Linked DNA regions of Homo sapiens: region 1 is linked to region 2. The links are chromatin contacts, found by Hi-C or POLR2A ChIA-PET in ENCODE. All regions are on one chromosome and are shown on one strand. The core of a region is the stretch at or near the end of the contact, and the rest is flanking DNA. Distances in the headings are between cores, read along the strand shown.

Evidence for each region. A loop is a pair of places that touch in the nucleus more often than their neighbours do. ChIA-PET counts read pairs that join two places held with the same protein, here RNA polymerase II (POLR2A). Pooled maps may share reads with other maps.
Region 1: a loop to region 2 is called in a pooled map, with 4 times the contacts of the local background. The contact joins the enhancer-like site here to the promoter of LAS1L in region 2. A Hi-C loop is called at or near these places in 1 of 37 single-sample maps with no recorded cell type and 7 of 50 pooled maps. POLR2A ChIA-PET finds 5 or more read pairs at or near these places in 2 of 52 experiments (A549 and endothelial cell of umbilical vein).

Annotation. Positions count from the first base shown.
Region 1 is chrX:65,704,293-65,708,043 of GRCh38, reverse strand. The region is part of intron 1 of MSN (moesin); the gene reads right to left. Among named protein-coding and RNA genes, the nearest start is that of MSN, 39 kb to the right of the region's middle. RefSeq lists an enhancer at 1,399-1,458 and a silencer at 3,717-3,751. Within about 2 kb of position 1,588, at least 20 of the 41 ENCODE cell types and tissues checked have a DNase peak (open chromatin) inside an H3K27ac peak, as active enhancers do; they include endothelial cell of umbilical vein, where a contact is called at or near this core.
Region 2 is chrX:65,532,773-65,536,248 of GRCh38, reverse strand. LAS1L (LAS1 like ribosome biogenesis factor) reads left to right here and starts at 1,462. Exons shown (of 14, transcript NM_031206.7): 1 at 1,462-1,769; 2 at 2,514-2,639. The coding sequence starts at 1,534. RefSeq lists an enhancer at 1,188-1,367.

The DNA of each region.
Region 1 (3,751 bases), core at 339-2,838, 170 kb before region 2:
ACCATCTCTATTTAAAAAAAAAAATCAAGTTAAAAAATAATAAAAATTTTAAAATTAAAAATTAGAAAAAAACTAAGTCATGAGGACAAGGCCATTGGTCTATGCTCTCCTGTTTTCTGTGTACGTGTCAGAGGTAGCAGGGAGTAAGGGTAGTAACAGCTGGGGCCTGAAAGTGATAGATAGGATAGAAGTCCTGATCAAAGAAGGTCCCTTTGTTCTCTCTTAGATTAATCAGGGATTCAAGAGTGCAAGATGGGCTGCAGGCCCAGACCCACTGCCACAGAGGGCCCACTGGATGCTCACCCTTAGTAGGCACCCATGGTCTTCTTTTCGGGCCTAGACGCTGCTCTCTCCCTAAAGAGAAGACAGTGGTCTTGTTTGGGAGGAAAGAACCTAAAAATGAAGTTTCCAAAGTTGGCAGAAAATTCCCAGCCAGTCCTTCAGTTTGACAGGAATACAGGAGCTGACCCGGATGGGGTAGCATTTCAAGATGTAGTCCCCAGAAGAGAACTGTTTATATGCCTAGATCCCTGCCTAAGCCAGGCCCTGAGGATCTAGGCACAGCATGAGGTTAAAGACTGTGTCTCAGAAGAACATTAAGGTTTGAAGGAACAATAACAAAATGTCTGCATGTGTGTTTGGGGAAGGAGGAGTGTCATCCTCTCACATGCACTGGCCCTCCCACCTGTTGCCCAAGAACAATAAGCCCACTGTTATTTACTGAGCAATTCAACATAGACGCTTCCCACACCAAGCACTTCACTAAGCACAAACAAACTCATCTCGGTGGTACACTGTCCAAAGCCTTCAACAAACTGGGTTCTCTCTCATGTCTCCAGTTAGCTGGGCTGAGACACAAAAGTAACCAGGCCAGATGCTACCTCTGTCTTGGCACCAGCAGCTGAGAGGTACTTTGGTGTCTGGGCCTGCCAGTTTCAAATAAGCAACCCTCTCTTTGCCTATCATCAGAAGCACCCAGGTGAGCTGTAGCCCAGCTACAGCAAAAGGGATTAGCAATGGTTTCCCCTCACCTACCCCATGTCACTGAACTATAAGATGGCTCTTTCCTGGAGAGAAGTTTGGAAGAGTCAGAGAGAAAAGCAGAGAGTAAGTCAAATAATTACAAGTAACTTGCCTGGAGCATGGACCTCCGAGCTGAGGGGATGAACATTACCATCCCCACTTCATAGATGAGAAAACTGAAGTGCATAGAGGCAGGTGACAGAAGGATGGAAATGAACACTTACTGAATGCCAACAATGTGTCGGCCTCATCACACACAGTCTCACTTAACATCACTGAGGTCACATTTACTCAGCCAACAAGTAGTGGAGGCGGGTCTTCTGGACATTCCTGGAGCTCCTTCCACAACTCCACCCACCTCTCCTGTCATGTTGTCTTCAGACACTGGCTTGGCAACTATTTTGGCTAAGACTCAAACATTCTGGCATAGGAAGCCTGGGCACATCTGGGAAGCACTGCTTGGGAAGGTCCCCTTGTCTCACTGGGGCAGAGGTTGTGAGTCAGCCCAGTTGGGTCTGAGCTCAATGACCTCATTTCCACCTGCCACCTCCCCAGGGGGCCACCCCTGCTGGGCTTTCAGTGGGGCTGCTGGTGTAGAGAAGAAGGCAAGTATAAGTGGGGCAGGGGAGCCAGAAGAAGGATGTGCCCTACCAACGCAATCCCAGAGTTCTAGTATCTTCCTTGGCCAGAGAATAGTCATCACAGCGTCACTCACACTGCCTTCATCAGGTCGGAAGCTAAACTCCATTGTTTAGGCTCCAGTTCCCACCATTTCCTGCTACTAAGAGTGGGGCCAAGGCAGGGCAGGGCAGGTCCTGGTCTGTTTTGCCTCTCTGGATGACAGCACTGTCTCAACTAGCTTTTTTCCATAAGAGGGAAAACAAGGTTTGCTTTGAATCTTTAGCCTAGGGGCCATTCTGCTCCTCCTCCTCTTCCTTCACTGACTAACTCACTTCTCAGCAAGTCAGCCTCTTCCCTGTTGACTTGGAAGTGGTAACTGGTACAGTTATCTGCTAGGACCTCTTCCAGACTCTCAATACAGCCCATAAAACCTGACTGGGGTTAACCTTTCCTATGCCTGTGCCTTTTCCCAGTAGCTTCTAGAAAGGAGAACAACACCCAACCTCACTCACACCTTAATGGGTTAGCAGTATTTCTTCAACCACTCCAACTGCTCCAGAGGGCGTCAGAGACAAGGGTCCCCTTTCATTTGTTTTGACCCAGCCCTGTCATCCGAAGCTCCTCAAGAAGCATTTCAACTGGAAGACAAGGGCACACTGGAAACTGAGAGTTACTCCTCCAATTACCATATGTGTGAGGGTTAGCAATGGAAATATAACCACCTTGTCCCTGTGGGAGCAGAGTTCAGGTCAGAGGTGAAAATTGAAAGAAAAAAATCAGAAACAGTGATGTCACTTTAGCAAGTTAGTTTCTTCGTTAATCCAGCCGTAATTGCATGGCCTTTTGTTCAACCTCAGGCCCAGGTAAACCCCTCTTGTTTTTCTCTCCACACGTGAAAGTCAGGAAGAAAACCATCTGCTTAGTGTCTGAACCTAACTTCAGTTCTTACTTTCAAAATCACCTTAGCCAAACCATACCCCCAGGGCAAATACTCTCCAGCCCCAACTCATCTCTCCTTCTTAGGCACATGGGCTGACACACCAGCTCCTTAGCATGGCCATTCCTCTTTTTACATTTTCTCATTATTTCAACCCATGCATCCTAGAATCTCATATGGCTTCTCCCTTCTGAACTTCAACTTGTCCTCTAAGAAAATAAACAGTCCAGAATCCCAAACTGTCAGACCTGAAAAAGACGTCAGAGATCACTCGATTCGAACCTTGCAACATACAGCTGGGGAAACTGAGGTCCAAAGAAAGGTAGGCACTGGCCCAGAGCCACACAGCTGCTAGGCAGTGTGGGAGGAGGGGCTAAAAACCTGGCTTTTGAGGCTGGGCGCGGTGGCTCACACTTGTAATCCCAGCACTTTGGGAGGCCAAGGTGGGAGGATCACCTGAGGTCAGGAGTTCGAGACCAGCCTGACCAATATGGTGACATCCTGTTTCTCCTAAAAATACAAAAAATTAGCCAGGCATGGTGTTGTGTGCCTGTTGTCCCAGCTACTAGGGCGGCTGAGACAGGAAAATTGCTTGAACCCGGGAAGCGGAGATTGCAGTGAGCCAAGATTGCGCCACTGCACTCCAGCCTGGGTGACGGAGCAAGACTCCATCTCAAAAAAAAAAAAAAAACCTGGCTTTTGATCCACTAGCCTATTTAGTAAGCCATAGTGCCAGCCTGACATTTAGAAAACAGTAGATACTTCAAGCATACTATTATTGATCTAAAAAAAAAACTATGTGGAGGAGGCTGGATCAATTTGTTTCCGTGAAAAACTCCAAGCTGGCACTGCTTGGAAGTTTAGCTTTCAACAGAGGGCAGGCCTAACTTTCAGGATCTGAGACAATCACCACCACCCATTCTAGGGAGACTAAATATTTTATAACACCATGGAAGGAGAACTCAGAGAGCCCTGTTTCCAGAACTGTTTTCTTTGGAAAAACTTGAATAGCAACTGGTTGGGAAGGCCCCCAGTAATAGGCATAGCCAAGACTCAAGCTGGGGATTGAGGAGGGCACAGAGCAGAGAAAGAGGAAGGGAATTTGAGTAATGGGTTCATATCCAGGCAGCCAAGAACAACAGATTCCTTCAACTCCCATAAAACTTCAAA
Region 2 (3,476 bases), core at 213-2,712:
GGCTGAGGCAAGAGAATCACTTGAACCCTGGAGGTAGAGGTTGCAGTGAGCCGAGAATTGTGCCACTGCACTCCAGCCTGGGCGACTGGGCCAGACGCCATGTCAAAAAAAAAAAGAAAAAGAAAAAAAGAAAAATAAAATAACTATAGGCAGACTATATCTTAGGAAAAGTTGGCTGGAGAAAGAAGCACATATAGAGGATGAATTGGGATTTGTTGCTGTGAAGCGTAAAAGTGCCACTCACAGCAATGCTGTTAAGATCGTTAGCAACAGTTCTCTCTCTCTCTCTCTCAAGTGTTACATTGGAAAATAACTTCTGCAAGAAGGATTGGGACATAGTCCTAAACATATTTCAGTCAACTCGTAAAATCGGAGGAACTTCATAATACCGCTTTTCTCCCAGAACTCCAAAATACCAAGGAATTTTGCAGAAAAACTAAGTATACCTTGGTGGATGTTGAAACCAACATAGCAGTGGAATGTTGGCAGAGTAAAATTCTACAATTTTCTGCTATGACAGAGAACCTAGAGACCAGTCTACAACTCTCACTGTACAGATGGGAAAACTGAGACTAGTCTAAGTCCACATAGTTAGTGGCAAAATTTAGAGTAAAACTCAGGTCTCTAGGCTGGTATTTATTTATTTATTTATGTATGTATTTATTTAATTTACTTTTGAGACAGAGTCTCGATCTGTCACCCAGGGTGGAGTGCACTGGTGCGATCTTGGCTTGTTGCAGCCTCCGCCTCCCGGATTCAAGCGATTCTTGTGCCTCAGCCTCCTGAGTAACTGGGATTACAGGCATGTGCAACCATGCTTAGCTAATTTTTGTATTTTTACTAGAGACCGGGTTTCACCATTTTGGCCAGGCTGGTCTGGAACTCCTGACCTCAAGTGATCCGCCCGCCTGGGCCTCCCAATGTGCTGGGATTACAGGCGTGAGCCACCACGCCTGGCCAGGCTGGTACTAATTTAAAAGGCAGGGCCCCTGGTTACCTGCCACAAAAGCAGATTTTTTCAACCCAACTGTAACTGTTTCGATATGAGATATTTCCTCTGTAGCCCTGCTTCAGTGTCCAGTGTTTTACTAGGTTAGGTCCTGATTCACGGCAATAAAAATATACTTAAAATCGCATTTTCAGTTCACTGGATGACTACAATCAAGCTGCCACCCGCCGAGGGGAGCAAAATAAAATTCCTCTTGCAGTGAAGACATACCGCTTCCGGTCTGGTACAGAAGCCGGTTAGCAACCAGGAAATTGGCGGAACCTAGAGGCTGAACTCTTGCCCCTGGAGGGTTTGCTTTGTGAAAAGAACACTTCCGGCCGGTGAGTTTTTAACCCCGCATGTCATTAGGTCGGCGCCCAATTCTGACGTTCCGATTGGCCATGCTGACGCTGGAAGGCGGGCTTGCGTATGGGGTCACGCTCTCCTATTGGCTGCTGGTGCGGTGGCGGTTCGGAGTGAGGGTAGCACGCTGAGCTGAAGGCTGTGCGGAGCGGCGCGGCACAGAGCCTGTTGTTGAGCTCAGTATGTCGTGGGAATCCGGGGCCGGGCCAGGTCTAGGTTCCCAGGGGATGGATCTCGTGTGGAGTGCGTGGTACGGAAAGTGCGTTAAAGGGAAAGGGTCGTTGCCACTCTCGGCCCACGGCATCGTGGTCGCCTGGCTCAGCAGGGCCGAGTGGGACCAGGTGACGGTTTATCTGTTCTGTGACGACCATAAGTTGCAGCGGTACGCGCTTAACCGCATCACGGTGTGGAGGAGCAGGTAAGGTGGCGGGTTCGGCCCTTTTGCCTGCGTGCTGGTGGCGCTGCACCTCTTCCTTTGTCGAGTTTCTATAAGGCCCTGTTCTCCAGTCTTCCCCTAAGTCGCCTAAAGTTGTCCCTCTCCCAAATGCCTGGGGGAACGCGGCAGCCATCTCTTGCGCTAATCCCGTTAGCGGAATGGAAAGTAAGGGGTTGTGCCTCAACAATTCTCTTGTTATATCTGTGAGGTTTACCCATTACCTCCAAAAAGTGACTTTCTCCCAACTTGGAGAGGATGCCGGAGGGACTAGTGAGGCCTGAGCCAGGGCTTAAGGAGTAGATTAGTACCCTAGGGTAGATTTCCGATTCCAATGGGGAGGAAGTCTTGCCTGCAAGACAGTGTTTGAGTGGGGCGCCTCAGTCCAGTTGGTAAGATTGAGTTGGGAGCCGACTTACAAGGGATAAGGGGCTCCTCTAGCTCAATGAGTTGATTTGGGGGTGAAAGAAAGGGGTGTGTCCACACAACTGTTGATGGACAGTCTACCAGTTAGGTGTCCTGTATACGGCCTAGTCAGCTCCTCATGCCCTGTATACTGTTGGATCCCACAGACATTACCGTGTCTCCTCCCACCTTCTTGTTTTGTGTCTGTTCATGCTCTCTTGAACCAGAATATGATGGGTGTAGCCTGCAACAACCTAGGTTCTGAGGTGGAGGGTGGACCAGTGTAAGGGCTCTTTATGATGGTGCTGGACTGTGACCCTTTAGGTCAGGCAACGAACTCCCTCTGGCAGTGGCTTCTACTGCTGACCTGATACGCTGTAAGCTCTTGGATGTAACTGGTGGCTTGGGCACTGATGAACTTAGACTGCTCTATGGCATGGCATTGGTCAGGTAAGACCTGCATGGGGTAGGGGTGGAGGTTGGCTTTGGGGACTGGAGGCAGGGGAGGCATGTGATAAGCAAAACTTGGCTTCAGGTGTTACCTGAAGCAAAACCCTGCGTGTACCTCACTGTGGATCAGCCTGTGATTATTGCTTGACTTATCAGCTTTTGGTACCCTCGTCAACGCATTCCTCTTTTTCTTCCTTTTTCCTGAAAGCCTTCTCTTCCATTTTTCTTTCTATCTTGGAATGTGGAGGAAGGGATTCAGACCAGGTGATCTCTGTGGGTCTCTTGGTGGTCTGATATTTTTTCTTACCTTTGAATTCCTCACCCAGAGGAACTTGTCTGAATGGCTCAGGGTCCTCGCCTGTGATTTAATGTGGACTTTCCAACCCTGTCCCTGTCTATTCCTAGCACTACCCTTTTCCCCTTCTCTCCCTCATGAACACTGAAAGATTGCTGAGTTATGGAAGTGGAGACATGGGCTGGGAATTCCTGACTTACAAAGTGACTCATAATGGTTCTAGCTGTATACACGTCGGAAAAAAAGGTTGCTACTGAGTTTTCATATCTGTCAAAGTCTTTGCTTATCTATTTCCCCTTGTCTGCCTTGAGATCCTCCCTTTCTCTTCTTATTTTCTCCATTGGTTAGCTGTGCTCCCCATTATCTGATGTAGTCCTTTGCAGCATTTATAACATATTATGTTCTAGCCTAATATGTTACATTGTATCATTATTATTTATCCTAGACCGAACTGTTCAAGGCTAGAGCAGTGTCTTATTCATCTGTATGGCTTCATTATAGGGCAGACTCTCATTAAATGTTGGAATGGATGGAACTGTCCC